Linked DNA regions of Homo sapiens: region 2 is linked to region 1. The links are chromatin loops, found by intact Hi-C in ENCODE. Cell type or tissue: heart right ventricle. All regions are shown on one strand.

Region 1 (8,000 bases):
CAGAACTGAGCTCCAAGTGAGAACGTTCAGCTTTGGAAACTATATGATTTAATGTAGGCTAGTTTGTTTTCAAATTTTAAAAGTTTAAAAATAAAATACTTTGCATTCTAAGTTGCCAATAAAATAGACCTTCAAGTTATTTTAATGCTCTTTTCTCACTAATAGGAACTTCCAATTCCAGCAGTAATTTAAAGGCTTTCAGAGAGACCCTGAGTCTTCTCTTCAGGTTCACAGAACCCAGCGCCTTTTCGGATAGAAGTTTTCTACTCAGCTAGAGAAATCTCCCTAAGAGGATCTGTAGGCCTCAGCTGTGAAGCATAATCCCTGCAAAACGCATTTGCCGTAATAGTTGGCACAAACGCAGGGTAAATGGGGTGTGTGTAAGAAAACAGCCCTGACTGTAAACTGCTGCTCGAGGTTCCTGACTCCTAACAGAACTACACCCAAAGTCCACACTCTTGCAGGGGTAGACATTTCTTATTTGGTTTGTTCTCTAGTTACACACATAAAGATACCACTGAAAAGGAAACTTGAGTAATTTATAATTTTGATCCAGTTTCTCAAAAGACCCTGGAGAAAGAGTGGCACTTCTTCTGTTTCAGCTTTTGTCTGAGTTCAAACTAGTGCCTGTGTTGGTATGGAAAGAAGCAGTGTACCAGTGTCATTCTTTAGGACAGCGGTAGAAACCACAGAATAGTATAACTAAAAGCATTAAAATTCAGACACACTCCCTTCTACCTTCTGGCTTAAAGCCATGGATGATCCATGTTTTTGTTTTTGTTTTTTTTAATGTTAAATGTGTAATTCAATATTATTGAAAAGGTTCCCACATTTTTAATAGTAGTTCAGTTATCACTGATAGGTCAAATAGCCATCAGAATTCCCCCACACTGAATGCATGTCAGTTGTGGAGAAAACATAGAAAAAGGAGTCATACACTCTTTACAAATACTAATGTCAGGAGTTAAACCTCCTCAGGTTCAACCTGTGATAAAAGACCAGTGCTTCCCACTACCTGCATGGGGTCCACTATTTAGTTTTCTTGGGAGTATCACAGGAAGATCACAGTTACACCACTTTAGACTGTACATGTAGCAAGTCACAACTTACCCTCGTGTGTTTAGATGTGTATGGAATTCCTGTATACATTAGTGAAAGCTATTTACTATAATAGGGGAAACCCAGATTCCTTGCATCTGGGCCCTGTACTGATCATTAAAGCAGTTCCTGTCACCTGCTCTCCCCACTGCATGCATCTGTCCACTTGGCTAACTTTTAATATGTATATTTTTACATTATGTAAATTCTTAACCAGCCTGTCTCATTTAGAATGTATACATCACATCTGACATTATTGTAACTACTGTGTGATCAGTAAGATTCCTATAAGACATACTGCTTTTTAAAAAAAAATAAATAACATGCTGAGGGGTGACCTATAGCCCACATTAGTGAGTGGTCACTTTATTTGCAGGATCTTTAAAACAAGTACATTTTTAATGAACTAAGTTGAATAAAGGTACAATTAAAAGCTGTAAAAAAAATACTTTCTACATATTCAACACTGAATTTTTTAAGTATTTTTAATCTAAGGCTGGTTGAATTCACAGATACACAACCCATGCATATGAAAGGCCAACTGTATTTTACCCAATTATTTGTACTAATAGGACAGTTTTGAAACTGACAATTCCAATTTGGTGCCCACCTATATGAAAACCTTTAACTCATTTGCCATAAATCCTCTGTGGAAAGAGAATTAAACCTAAGAGTCAAAAGTCCTGGGTTCACATCCTTGCAATAGCAGTGGTCAAAATACATTTCCAGTCGTACCCAAAACAGGAATAATGGTAATGCCAGCCTCGCAAAATAGCTGAGAGGAGTAAATGAGACCATTTATGTGAAAGATAACTTATGTGATGGGCTGTCAAATAAGGTTTGCTTGTAAGAAAATTCCTAGGGAGTCTACCAATAATATTCCTAGGGAGTCGACCAATTATTTCACTGGACTGAAATTCCGTATTATATGTGGCTCATGGTTTATCAGTTAAAGCTTAGAATTCTCGCTCCTCCCTGGTGAAAACTCACCACTCTCTCCTTCCTGCCTCCCTAGCACTGTTGATTCCTCTCCACTACGGGGATTTGGCAGAGTCAGTGGCCTTCTCCCCTCCCCAGATCTGAGCTGCTCCATCCGTCCCCATAACCCTCTGCAGGCAGCATAATAGGTAATACCACACAGACACTTGCTGAGTGTTGATTTAAATTAGATTCATCTTTAAAAAGATCTGAGTTATAATGACATTTGACTTGTGTAAATTGAGCTATTAATCCCAAAAGTTAAATTTCACTCCAGTGGATTAAAAACTTCCTCCAGACTGGTCGGTGGCTAGTGCCTTTTGGCCCAGCTACTAAGGAGGCTGAGGCAGGAGGATCGCTTGAGGCCAGGAGGTCAATGCTGTAGTGTGCCATTATGGAGCCTGTAAATAGCCCCTACCTTCCAGCCTGGGCAACACAGCAAGACCCCATATCTAATAAACAAACAAAAACACAAAACTTCCTTTAAATCACATCTACCTTAAATTGGTTTTAAATACAGCCCCTTTGTAACCTCAGGTTCCACATCCACCTATTCAACATGGATCGAAAATATTCAGGGAAAAAGAAACAGTAAAAAATCATAACACAACAATAAATAATAATACAAATAAAAAGCAACGCAGTTTAACAACTGTTTACACAGCATATACATTGTATTAGGTATTATAAGTAATCCAGAGATGATTTAAAGCACACAAGACGTGCATAGGTAATATGTAAATACAATGCTATTTTATGTATGAGACTGGAGCCTCTGGGATTTTGGTATGGGGGTTGGGGGGTCCTGGAACCACGAATACCGAGAGCCAACAACAGTATTTGCTTTCACATTGGGCAACCTCTAAAACACCCGGGGTGGGGGGTGAAAACTGAATTTCTAAGGGAAGAGAGGAGAGGAAAAGGAAGGGAGAGAGATGCTTGGAAAAATGCAGGGAAACATACCTGGGCCCAGAAAGAGATTACATAACTTGGCGTTTTGAGACAATTGGTGATCTCTGGGATGATTAGGAACTGGGAAGGGCTTCGCTTGCGCCACATAGCAATGCCTCAAAAACCCACAAGATGGCAGTATTACTCCAGGAGCGTCTCCGTCCCTCCCACCCAGTAGCTAATGGCTTTCTTTGTTCACAGGAAACCCTCTCTCCCAAATATCATCAGCGCCACTGTATGTTTTCCATTACTTCATGCTCCTGGCCTTACCTTCAGCCAGTTTCCTATCACTAGCCCGAATATAAAAATAAACTACTGTTATTTGTTACATCTTAAAAATAGCACTTTGGTCTCTGCTCTCAATTGCCAAAGCAGCTGAATCAAATGTTTTGTTTTAATGAGAAGCATAAAATAAATAAAAACCCAGGTGAGGGTGATCTCTTCCTTTTTGTGAGTTAACACCCAAAGAGAAGACTTCCCAGGTAAACTAGGTGTCGCCAGGCTGGAGACAGTTAGAGACAGAAGTGCCACTTGAGACAAGATAAGTTCTGGGAGAGAGGGGCTGCCAGCCCTCTTAAAACGGGGCCGGAAAGGAGGCTGAGAACCGGCTCTGGAGACAGTGGAGAACAAAATCTCAAATACCGTATCTTTTAAGTTCTTATTATGAAAAAATCCAACTATACAAAAGTAGACAGAACGGTATGACAAACCCAAACACCATCTTAAGAACTGTGAAACTGTAAACCAGGAAAGAGGCTGCAAGGAAAAAATCTAAGTTCCCAGTTTGTTGAGGAGCCCTAAGATGTCACTTGCCAGAACCCTGGGTCTGCCCACTCCAGCCCTTTGTAGTATAGTTCTTTAACACAGTCTTTCAATGTAATGTCTTTTAATGAAAAGTCCTTTAAAGAAAAGAGTGGGAGAGGCTAGCCCCTGAGCTCTGGTCTTCAAAGGGCAATCTGGAAAAGGGAGCAGGTGTGGCTGCATCAACTCCCAGCCAGACTCAGAAAAAGAGGTCACCCAAGAGGAGAAACAAATAATCCAGACTGTCGGGGAGAGAGGCACACACACCCGTGCCAGTGCCCCAAAAGCAGAGCTCTCAACTTCCTCAGCCACTGTCCCTGACCACAGCCTCAAAAAAGTTCAGTCCCGAAGACTGAGTAACCAATTTCAGCACCAAAAGGATTTGAGTGCTTGCTTAGTCTCCTGTTGGGCAGAGGCTGTTTACCTGGATGGGCTACTAGAGATGTCTGAACCCCCAGAAAATTATATACTGATTGAATGTCCCTTATCCAAAGTGCCTGGAACCAGAAATGCTTGGATTTCAGATATCAGACTTTGGAATATTTGCATTATACAGCATCCCTATTCCAAAAATCAGAAGTCTAAAATGCTCCAAGGAATATTCCCTTTGATTTTTATATAGGTGCTCAAAAAGTTTCAGGTTTTGGAGAATTTCTGATTTTTTATTTTTGGATTAGAGATACTCAACCTCTACATGGACGTTTTCCTACAGCTTTTATATTGCCAAACAACTATGGGGCCACTCCTTGTCCCCTCACCTCTGCCAGAAAAAAAAAAAAAAGTCTAAAAACCCACTGTAATGATACAGATAATGCTTATCCAGTCTTTCTTCTCTTACGATTTTTCTTTTTTTTTTTTCTTTTTGATAAATGGTCTCACTGTTTGGCCCAGGCTGGAGCACAGTGGCACGATCTCTGCTCACTGCAACCTCTGCCTCCTAGGCTCAAGCAATCCTCCCACCTCAGCCTCCTGCGTAGCTGGGACTACAGGTGTGTATCACCACACCTGGCTAATTTTTGTAATTTTGGTAGAGACAGGGTTTTACCATGTTGCCCAGGCTGGTTTTGAACTCCTGAGCTCAAGCGATACACCCACTTCAGCATCCCAAAGTGCCAGGATTACAGGCATGAGCCACTGTGCCCAGACTATTCTTCTAAATCTGATGATCTGTGAGTCCTTTCAGTTTAAAAAACTGCCACAGAAAATTAAAAGAAGTAGGTAAAAATTTTCCTGCTAAATTTATGATTTTAAAATGTCACGATCTTCCTTCTAGTGATTTGATGAAATCCAGCATAAATGAACTGTATTCTATATTTGAGATTTTTGGGTTTTTTTTTTTTTTTTGAGACAGAGTCTCGCTCTGTCACCCAGGCTGGAGGGCATTGGTGCAACCTTGACTCACTGCAACCATCGCCTCCCAGGTGAAAGTGATTCTCCTGCCTCAGCCTCCTGACTAGCTGGGACTGCAGGTGCGAGTTACCATGCCCAGCTGATTTTTGTATTTTTTTTAGTAGAGACGGGGTTTCGCCATGTTGGCCAGGTTGGTCTCGAACTCCTGACCTCAGGTGATCCACCCACCTTCCCCTCCCAAAGTGCTGGGATTACAGGCACGAGCCACCGCACCAGGCCTATATTTGAGATTTATATCTATATGACATGACTATAGAAGTTTTAGTAAAAATAAACTGTTCTTAGGTATTTTATGCTGGAAATATTTTCATGTGTTAATTTCACAGCTCTGAGAAGAAACCAACAAGGAACAACAATTACTTTACGCATTTTTAATAACAATGGTACCCAATTCATTAACAAATGAATTTAGGCAATGTGCTTTGCTCTACAATCCATCAGATACATTTTCACTGCAGATAGTTCAGAAATCATTTTGGAAATAGACACAAACATGTACATATTCATTTGCTGAAAATGCCACTTACAGCTTTAATATCAAATATAGTTATCATAGTTCACAGAAAAAGTATAAAGTGCAAAAGCTCCACTTCAAAAGGCCTTAAGTCACTCCCAAAGCAATGAGGATTAAATTTTACCACAGCCAGTGGGCATGCCACCCTTATGTAGGACACCTACATAAGGTATAAAACAAGGTATATATCTGAAAACACTATATTGCTCTGATTACATATTGTGGTTATAAAATAGTTTTAAATCTGGTTTAACATACAGAGAAAGATACAATTCAAACAATTAGTCCTATAAAGTAGGGGTTATTTATTTTTTTAAGTTTGCAGGGGAATTATGTCTATAAAATCCATTGAGAATCCCAATCTGGCCCAAGACTTCTCTTTGGCCAGCTGGAATAATAGCACCTAGGCAAAGCCTTGGCTATGAAAGCTTTCAGATTAATTTCAGTGTAAAAGGAGCTAGGAGAGGGGCCCTGACTGGGTGAGCTTCAGCATCCACCTGGTCCCTCAGAGATGGTTCCATGTCTGCCCCAAGGGATAAAGAGCCAGGAAGGCTCAAATCCCAGTCCTGAGGGCTCATGGAAGCATGATGAACTGGCGAGAGAAGTTTTACACACCTGACAGATCCAGTAAGTGGAATAGGTGGTCGTATTTTTACAAAGCCTTGTGTTTGATGACCATCAAGCTTTGTCCCTCAACAGAACATCTTTGATCTATAATTAATGTTTTAGGCACTCTTCACTGGACAGGCATAGAGTTCCCCAAAAATGCAGCCCATCCCCAAATGGATTCAGAGATCTCATCTCCACACACCTTAAATGTGTTCATGGAAGGACTTGATTTATAATGATGTAATCATAAAGGGAAGAAAATATTACTTTTTCTAATAATCAACAACTAAACACTGTAAAACATGAATCGCTGACTGAAATGATCACTCGGAAACATGAATGGTTTTTTATAGCCTAACTCCAGTTTCTGCTGGGTATTGATCTTGGGCAAATTCTGACCAGAACAAAATCTGATTAGCCATGCCAAGTAACCACAACCATGACCTAACTCCTAAGTGTCAGCCCTACTGAAGGGAGGGAGATTCTTGACTGCCCATCAATTAATGAAATAAACTATTCATTTTTTACAATCTGAACATATCAAAATCTGTAAAGTCACATATTTAACAGCTATTTATGATGACTCACCAAGCCAAGTGCAGAGGCACATCAAAAAGTACAATTACATTCATTACTTTTTGGAGCCCATTCATGTTAGGCTTGATTAAAAAGGTAGACTCAGTAGTCAGTCTCAGAATCCAGTGATCAGCATTCAAGCATATAGCTAACTCTAGTGTATTCCAAACCTACACTTCATGAAAAAATATACAACTGGCATTTACATGCCATTCAAGCTACAGGATAAATGTCAACTCTGAAAGACATCATTTATTTACAACTATATTGGGGGAAAAAAGAGGAGACCAAACCAAAATATTAACAAGGATTATACCTGGGCAATAGAAATATGGGTTACTTTTTTTTTTCTTTGACTTCTCTGTAGTTTCCCAATTTTCTTTAAAGAGTTTGTAGTGCTTTTACATATATGAGCGATGCCATAAACCCAACTTAAAATAAGATGGGTATATTTCTACTCTCTTGGTTTACATCCCATGCTGGCAAGCTAGAGTGATTTCTGTTCAAAAGTGAAGTTATGTTTTGTCCTCCTCAAATATACTCCATTCCACATTTCTTTCTCAGCTCATCTCTTTAAAACCAGTTTCTAGAAGCACATTCTGCTTCTCACATTAAAAAAAAAAAAAAAAAAAAAAAAAAAAAAGCCGGGCTTAAAATATATACCAAACCCCCTACCTTGGAGCATTTATACCATAAAGTAGATGAGACCAGAATCCATGCCTGATAAGGTCAATCTAAAATAAGAATGAGCTGATATTTGCCTTTAAAAAATTCTAGACTTGAAACCCAAAGGACTTAACAGCAGTTCTGTTCCATCAACCTCCTAGGTCTCAAAGAGATACATTAGAAATTCTACGAATATTTAATTCAAAGATCATTTTAAAAATATTTTTTAGGCCAGGCGTGACGGCTCATGCCTATTCCCAGCACTTTGGGAGGCCGAGGCGGGCGAATCTCTTGAGCCCAGAAGTTTGAGACCAGCCTGGGCAAAATGGTGAAACCCCATCTCTATGAAAAAATACAAAAATTAGCTGGGAGTGGAGGCACGCACCAGTACTCCCAG
Region 2 (8,000 bases), 230 kb after region 1:
AGGCCGAGGCGGATGGATCACCTGAGGTCAGGAGTTCAAGACCAGCCTGGCCAACATGGCAAAACCCCGTCTCTACTAAAAATACAAAAATTAGCTGGGTGTGGTGGCAGGCGTCTGTAATCCCAGCTACTAGGGACCCTGAGGCAGGGAGAATTGCTTCATCTGGGAGGCCGAGGTTGCAGTGAACTGAGATCACCCCATTGCACCATTCCAGCCTCGGTGACAAGAGCAAGACTCATCTCAATAAAAAAAGAAAGAAAAAAAAAAAAAAGAAAGTTGACTTTCCCAAAATTTCAAAAAGTAATTTGGCATAGACCCATGGACCATCATATTAGCAAAATAATTTCATTATAGCATTATTTTAAGAGTAAAAAAGTATGGGTCAGACAAAGTGGCTCACGCCTGTAATCACAGCACTTTGGGAGGCTGAGATGGGTGGATCGCTTGAACTTAGAGTTCAAGACCAGCCTGGGCAATATGGCAAAACGCTGTCTCTACAAAAAATACAAAAAGTTAGTGAAGTGGGGTGATGCACGCACATGCACGCGCACCTATAGTCCCAGCTATTAGGGGGCTAAGGCAGGAGGATTACATGAACCCGGGAGGTAGAGGCTGCAGTGAGCTGAGATGCACTGCACTCTAGCCTAGGTGACAAAGTGAGACCGTGTTAAAAAAAAAAAAAAAAAAAAAACAGCCAGGTGCTGTGGCTCACACCTATAATCCCAGCATTTTGGGAGGCCAAGGTGGGTGGATAACGAGTTCAGGAGATCAAGACCATCCTGGCTAACACGGTGAAACCCCATTTCTACTAAAAATAAAAAAATTTAGCCAGGCGTGGTGGCACGCACCTGTAGTCCCAGCTACTCGGGAGGGTGAGACAGGAGAATCGCTTGAACCTGGGAGGCACAGGTTGCAGTGAGCTGAGATCGCGCCACTGCACTCCAGCTTGGGCAACAGAGCGAGACTCGGTCTCAAAAAAAAAAATTAATAAAAATAACAATCAGAGTAAGAAAGTGGAATTACTAAAATGTTAAGCTATGGAAATGGTTAAATAAACTGAGGCAGTAAATAAAACTTTGGACTATTAAAAGCCATAAAATAACAGTAATATACAGCAACAGGGAAAGCATGTTAAATTAAAAGACAATTATATTAACATTAATCACGGAATTATACACAAGCACAGACAGGATTAGAATATTATACTACTACATTATAGAAGTATAACAGCATTAGAGTACAGAAAAATATAAGTGTTAGATAGGGGAGAGTAATTTAAATTTTTTCTTTTGAATTTCTTTTAATCATGTTACATTTTTTCCAATAAAAAGTTTTCAAAGGCTGGGTGTGGTGGCTCACACCTGTAATCCCAGCACTTTCAGAGGCGTAGGCAGGTGGATCACCTGACATCAGGCCACCTGGCCAACATAGTGAAACCCCTTCTCTACTAAAAATTCAAAAATTAGCCAGGCGTGGTGGCAGGCACCTGTAATCCCAGCTATTTGGGAAGCTGAGGCAGGAGAATCGCTTGCATCTGGGAGGCAGAGGCAGGAGAATCGCTTCAATCTGGGAGGCAGAGGCTGCAGTGAGCCGAGATCACACCACTGCACTCCAGCTTGGGTGACGAAGCGAGACTACATCTCAAAAAAAAAAAAAAAAAGGTTTCAAATACCATGTTAAGCTCTATTACATCCACATACTTAACAAATGTAGAAAATGTTTTAAAGCTTTAAACTTCTTCCTGCAAAATATTAAGTTTCAAATTTCAAATAATAAAACTGCCTAATTTTGGAATATCCTACAATCTGATGCTAAAGACCTATTGTTTTACACCAGCTGTACTATGCAAAATCCTTTCCCCAAATTTTAGCTGATAAAAAGGAATTTCCCATTCCAACAAGGCATCCCTTTGCTACGTCTGTCAAACTGACAATCTATGGCACCAGTATAAAGAAAATTAACATTTTAATTCAGTTATTATGAAAGCTTATCTGCCCTTGCTATTCAGCAAACATATTACACTGGAAATTCAAATTATGACAGAAATTCCGTTTTGCAAATCAAAAAAACAAATGAAACAACCTGCCACTGACTCAGCAACTTTCTTTTTTACTTTACAACCTGTACTTAAGGTGCAAGCATATGACTGAAACCTAGCTTTCAATTTTTCTTTTTTTTTTTTTTAATCAGGCAGCCTCCAGAACCAGAGTAGGCTCTAAGAGATTCCCCTAGCTTTCAAACTGAGCAGCAAAGCCAATGCAAAACCAGTATTTGTTTTGGCAGGAAGCTCCAGTGAAAATATGAGATGTTTTGGTCTTAACTGGCAGATACACAAAGAGCAAAGAAAGGTGCCTTATTGAGTTATTATTTATAATGTAAAATCCCTTGTGTATAGCTACAAATCCACTTTTATTGCAGATACTTAATATGTTTCTTTATAGAAAGTAGCTCAACCAAATAATCTCCCAAATTTGGCACCAGGAATTGTTACAGCCTACACACCACTACAGTTCCTTGTAATTTAAAACATTTGCGTTTTAAGAATAGTCTCCACACTCCAACTATGCTGCCAATTTCTTCAGCTAAAAGCTTAAGTTTATACTACAAAATACTGTATTTACTCTCGACAATAGAATGCACTCATTTACAAAGCATACAGGACTAAATTACTCCAATATGCAACTTCAAAATTTCTCCAATATACAACGACAACATTTCTAACATCATAGCTTTTCTATTACCCAAATCAGTAAGTCTAAATAGTAGTACTGTACACTGCACGAGGTACTATTGGCCAAAGTCAAGTCGCATATGATCAGTTCACTACAACAGGTTATACAAAAGATCAGACCCCTAATCTCAATAAACTATTTTGCAAAATGGTCAACGGAGATACCAATGCGGAGGAAAGTGTGGATTGAGTGGCAGAAAACCCTTTGCCACTACTGAAAAAAAAAACAAGTCAAAGCAAGCCTATATGACAGGCAGATCATGTTCATGAATACAAATCTAACTTCATTGCCGACTTCCCAGTCTCACAGCAAGACGGCAGTTTACCAACTCTTTAACAGTAATACAAAGAACAGGACAGAAAATATAGTTTCTTTTTTGCATGCTATAGTGATCAAGAATAAAGGATACCTTTAATGTTCAAAGATGAAAACTTCCTTTTGCAACTAATATTGCTCTTATCGCGTGTACACAGAAAAATCATACAACGCTCTGCATTTCTGATAGAGTAATACACACTATCACATCAAATCAAGTATTTATCCAGAACTTAGCGCCTTAGCACTAACGTTCTCCCCTCTCATTATACACAGACCGGAAGGGAAAACCTATTCCTACGTAAATTAGGGCCTAGGAAGAACGCCTCAACACGGGTTTGCACACAATTAAGCAGGCTCAGTGGGTCAATTTCTCAGGCTACAACGCTTGACAGTATCTCGGAGGCACAAAGAGACAGCTGAGGGTTCACTACTGGAAATGACACTTTCCCTCAAATTTGCACAAGTACCCGCGGTAACTACCCTAAATTTTCCCGTGTGACAAACATACATAAGGGGAGAAGGAGGCGGTACTATTTAAAAACTGGGTAATTCCTTATTAGTGCAGATAAAAGACGGTCTTCGAGAGGGAAAAGGTCTATCAAGCAGAAAAGGGGAGGAAAAAAAAAAAGACGTGACAGCATTCTTAAAACAGAAAAAGTTACAGCTCTTTACAGGAGTCAGCCTTAGGACTTCATTCCTTGGTTTTGTGTTTAGTCACTCCAGAGTTAAAAGGATACTGCCCTCCTAGAAAGTCATCCCCGACAAAGAAGCCCTGAGGATCGGCCACCGTAAGACAGAGAAGGAAATGTCTTCAATTCACCAGAGACACCTGCCCAGGTCCCCCTCCTCCCCGTTGTCCCCGACACTTCTCAGTCCCCCGACTCCTCTCGAGACTGCCCGCCACCCCTGGCTCTAGCTCTCCGCTCTCTCAGCCTCGACCCCCTCTGGGAAGCCCCGATCCTGCTCCCTCCGCACCCCGGCCCCCACCAAAGCGGCCGTCGCCCCGGCGGTCCCCCGGGCCCAGACCCCTCGCGCTTGTACGCAAACGATTCTCATGGGCCCGGCGGGCGACGCGGGGAGGCTCTTCAGGGGCAGCCTTTCCCCGACTGCATCCCGCAGGATCCGGGGACTCCCCGCCCCCGGAAACCGCGGAGAAACTAGGCCACGAACGCCAGCCGCGGCCACTCTCCGCCTCCTCGGCGACCCCCCGCGGGCCAGCCACTCGGAACTCAGCCCTCCGGGCTCTACCTGTCCCGCGCCCTCCCAGCCTTGCAGCGCAGGCCCCGCGAGGGCACGGCGCAGGCTTCCTCCGCCAAAGGCCCCGCGCCGCAGCCTCACCTGCTGCCTGCTCCTCTGTCAGCGCAGCCCCGACACGGCTTCTTCCTGGGGCAAGAAAGCACCGGATTCGCGGACTGGGCGCGCTCGGCAGGGCAGGGCGGGGGACTAGCTCCAGCGGCCGCCGCCGCCTCAGTCCGGTCTGCGCCTGCGCCGCCTCGCGGGCAGGGTCTCCGAGGGGCGCCGCCTACAGCCAGGGGCGATGGCCGGAGCGCTGGCCCGCGCGGGTGCCTCCGCGCTGTGAGCCGTCGGACAGTGCGGGCGGCGCGTCGCCTAGGAGCTGCCCGCGGCGCAGCCGTCCCAAGACCTGACCGCCATGTTTCTGTTCCCTTTTTCTCCCCCGCCTTCCGCCCCTTTCCACAAAACAGCACTTTCTTTTCCCCCTCCCTCTCCCTTTCCTCCTGCGGGGGCGGGTGGAAAAGGGCGGGGGGTGGGAGGGAGAAGACGCAGGGAGGAGGGGGGCGGTGCGGTGCTCAGGCCCCTCCCCCGGGGAGGGCCGAGGCCCTGCAGCCACCGCTCCCCTCCCCCGCCCGACCCCTGTGCGACCCCCGCGGGGCGCGGGGTCTGAGCCTTGCGGGCCTCCGATCCCCTCCTCAGCGTTCGCGCGGCCGAGCCTGCAGAAACAGAGCTGGGGAGAAAGCGCTCTGGAGGCCGCTGTGCACCCCTTCCTGCAGGGCTCAGACTGGCGGTGTGATGTGGGTTTATTGCCTTGGCCTGAGGCAGGTGGCGGCTGCTTCTCTCGGAGTTTTCAAAGACAGGGAAAGTGATGCCGAGTGGCTGAAGGTCACTGAGGACAGTGCCGGGAGATACGTGAAGATTCCTTCCCAGGGAAGGAATCTGGAATTCCCACGCATGAGTAGAGGGCTCTAGAGAGACCCGCGCGCTGGCCCTTCCCGAAACCCCTTGGCTCCAGTGCACCATGTGAGTCCCTGGCCGCGCTCGGTGTCTCTCCTTCGGCCCAGATTTGGGGATGGGAATTCCTAATGGAGAAATCGCTCATTTGCATAGTCAGTACCCTCACGCCTCCTAAGTGTAGCCTCATTATCGACACAGACGCCTGCAGAGTCGTTTCTCTATAATGCAAATTTTGCAGGATATTTTTGAACAACGTTTTTGAGTTATCATAGTAAATGAAAAAGCAATTACTAGTTATTTAGGAAGAAGGAAATGGTTTGAAGTAGAGATAACTTTTTTACCTCTGGGGGGAAAAAAAGGCGAATGACTTCAGATTCCATGGCAGGTCAAAATCAGAACTGGTAAGATTTCTGCATATCTGGTGAGTATCCACATAAATAATCATTTTCCTGAAAATTACACTCTCCTTATTTAATCTGTATTTTTGCATAAAAATGTGAGATTATACCTGGGTCATAAATGCACTGCTGTCCATTTATTTCTGAAGTTTATTGCATAGCCATGGATAATTTGAGTTTTATATTCAATAGCAGAAACTATTTTTCTAACCACGTAAGCAGTCAGAATTGATTTCAGAAGAAATGCGCAGCAATAAAAGTTAAGGCTTATTTAATAACAGTTTGGGGCCAATTTGGTCCCCCTGGAAACTATCTTTGACATTGACAATCCGAAGAGCAAAAGTTTAAGAAAGGATCTAATACTTCAAAATTTAGCTTGTGGGCCGGACGCGGTGGTTCACGTCTGTAATCCCAGCACTTTGGGAGGCTGAGGCGGGCGGATCACCTGAGGTCGAGAGTTCCAGACCAGCCTGACCAACATGGAGAAACACTGTCTCTACTAAAAATACAAAATTAGCCGGGCGTGGTGGTGCATGCCTGTAATCCCAGCTACTCGGGAGGCTAAGGCAGGAGAATGGCTTGAACCTGGGAGGCGGAGGTTGCAGAGAGCCGAGATTGCGCCATTGCACTCCAGCCTGGGCAACAAGAGCAAAACTCTGCCTCAGAAAAAAAAAAAAAAAGAAAAAAAAGAAAAGAAACAGTGAAACAAAATTTAGCTTGTGGGCTTCTTTTCCTTCTTTCCCAAAGTCTAAATTAATTAGCAGTTTTAAAGCAATATAAACGAGATTTCTTTCTTTATTTACATATATATTTTTTAATTTTTCCTCATCCCAACTAGAAAAGGAAAGACAAGATTTCTTCGCCCCCTCCTTTTTTTTGGACACAGGATCCCCCCCTCTGTCACCCAGGCTGGAGTGCAGTGGCACAAACAGGGTTCACTGCAGCCTTAACTTCCTGCCACCTCAGCCTCCCGAATAGCTGAGATGGTAGGCCTGTGCCAACCACCCACCCACACCCCACTAATTTTTTGGGGGGGTTAGGGGAAGATATAAAGTCTCACTATATTGCCCAGGCTAGTCTTGAACACCTGAACTCAAGCAATCCTATTACCTCAGCCTCCCAAAACTCTGGGATTACAGATATGAGGCACCGTGCCCAACCAAGACAAGATTTCTTAATGGGTACATTCATTTAATTAGCTCTCAGGGATTCAGAGTTTTTTTTTTTCTCTCTCTCTCTCTTTTTTTATGGCACCCACAGAAATGAAAAATGGATGAGGCCAGTATCTCTCTTCCACTTGACTTGATTTTTCTCACTTTGCAATGGAAGGCTTAGGATTTTCTTTAATTTTTCTCACTATCTTAATCGTCCTATAGATTTACCATAGATTTTTCACTGCCATTTTCCACCAAAAATTTCATAGAATGAACTTGAATGTTTTGGGACTAATTTTTCATGTGAGTTAACTGTTCTCAGATCTGGAAGTTCTTGATTCAGCAACCTTCCCAACTGCATGCTTAGGGGCCCAGAACTGAAATAAGTTCATTTGAAATTTTATATATATATATTTATATATATATATATTTTTTGAGACAGAGGCTTGCTCTATTGCACAGGCTGGAGTGCAATGGCATCGTCTTGGCTCACTGCAACCTCCACCTCCCAGGCTCAAGCGCTTCTCCTGCTTCAGCCTTCTAAGTAGCTGGGACTACAGGCGTGCGCAACCAACCACACCCGGCTAATTTTTTGTTTTTTTTGTTTTTGTTTTTGTTTTTTTTTGGGTAGATAACAGTGTTTTGCCACGTTGCCCAGGCTGGTCTCAAACTCCTGAGTTCAAGCAATCCGCCTGCTTCCCGGCCACCCAAAGTGCTAGGATTCTAGGTGTGAGCCACCACACCCGGCCTCATTTTAAATTTTAATATAAAGGCTGGGCACCATGGTTCATGCCTGTAATCCCAGCACTTTGGGAGGCTGAAGTGGGTGGATCACCGGAGGTCGGGAATTTGAGACCAGCCTGACCAATGTGATAAAACCCCGTCTCTATTTAAAAATACAAAAATTAGCCAGATATGGTGGTGGGTGCCTGTAATCTCAGCTACTAGGGAGGCTGAGACAGGAGAATCTCTTGAACCCAGAAGGCAGAGATTGCAGTGAGCCGAGATCTCACCGCTGCACTCCAGCCTGATGGACAGAGCAAGACCCTGTTTCAAAAAAATAATAATAATATTTGACTGTATAAAAAGTAGGAGAGTCGGAGAGCCCGATATCAACATAATTGTTATAATGATTATAGTGTCACAGTTTTAGTTGGGCCTATGTAGATAGAAGAATGCATAGGAAAAAATCAGCCCATCGAAGAGGG

Evidence for each region. A loop is a pair of places that touch in the nucleus more often than their neighbours do. Peaks named below come from ENCODE experiments on the same cell type or tissue, not always from the same donor. Only the 100,000 strongest peaks of a DNase experiment are listed, where the experiment ranks them.
Region 2: it touches region 1 in a loop (3-fold over the local background); 25 of 110 quality-filtered maps call a loop at or near these places.

Annotation. Positions count from the first base shown.
Region 1 is chr9:19,452,768-19,460,767 of GRCh38, reverse strand. No RefSeq gene overlaps it. Among named protein-coding and RNA genes, the nearest start is that of MAP1LC3BP1, 6.6 kb to the left of the region's middle. RefSeq lists enhancers at 2,889-3,028, 3,043-3,337, 2,932-3,527. In heart right ventricle, CTCF peaks have their summits at 2,952 and 3,157 (motif pointing right); a DNase peak (open chromatin) is centred at 3,147; H3K4me3 peaks cover 1,039 bases; H3K27ac peaks cover 1,918 bases.
Region 2 is chr9:19,227,222-19,235,221 of GRCh38, reverse strand. DENND4C (DENN domain containing 4C) reads right to left here and starts at 4,529. Exons shown (of 33, transcript NM_001330640.2): 1 at 4,389-4,529. RefSeq lists silencers at 1,350-1,523, 3,982-4,121, 4,342-4,711, 4,792-5,091 and enhancers at 3,725-4,230, 4,231-4,737, 5,122-5,371. In heart right ventricle, CTCF peaks have their summits at 2,222 and 4,577; DNase peaks (open chromatin) are centred at 4,741 and 6,081; H3K4me3 peaks cover 4,242 bases; H3K27ac peaks cover 4,545 bases.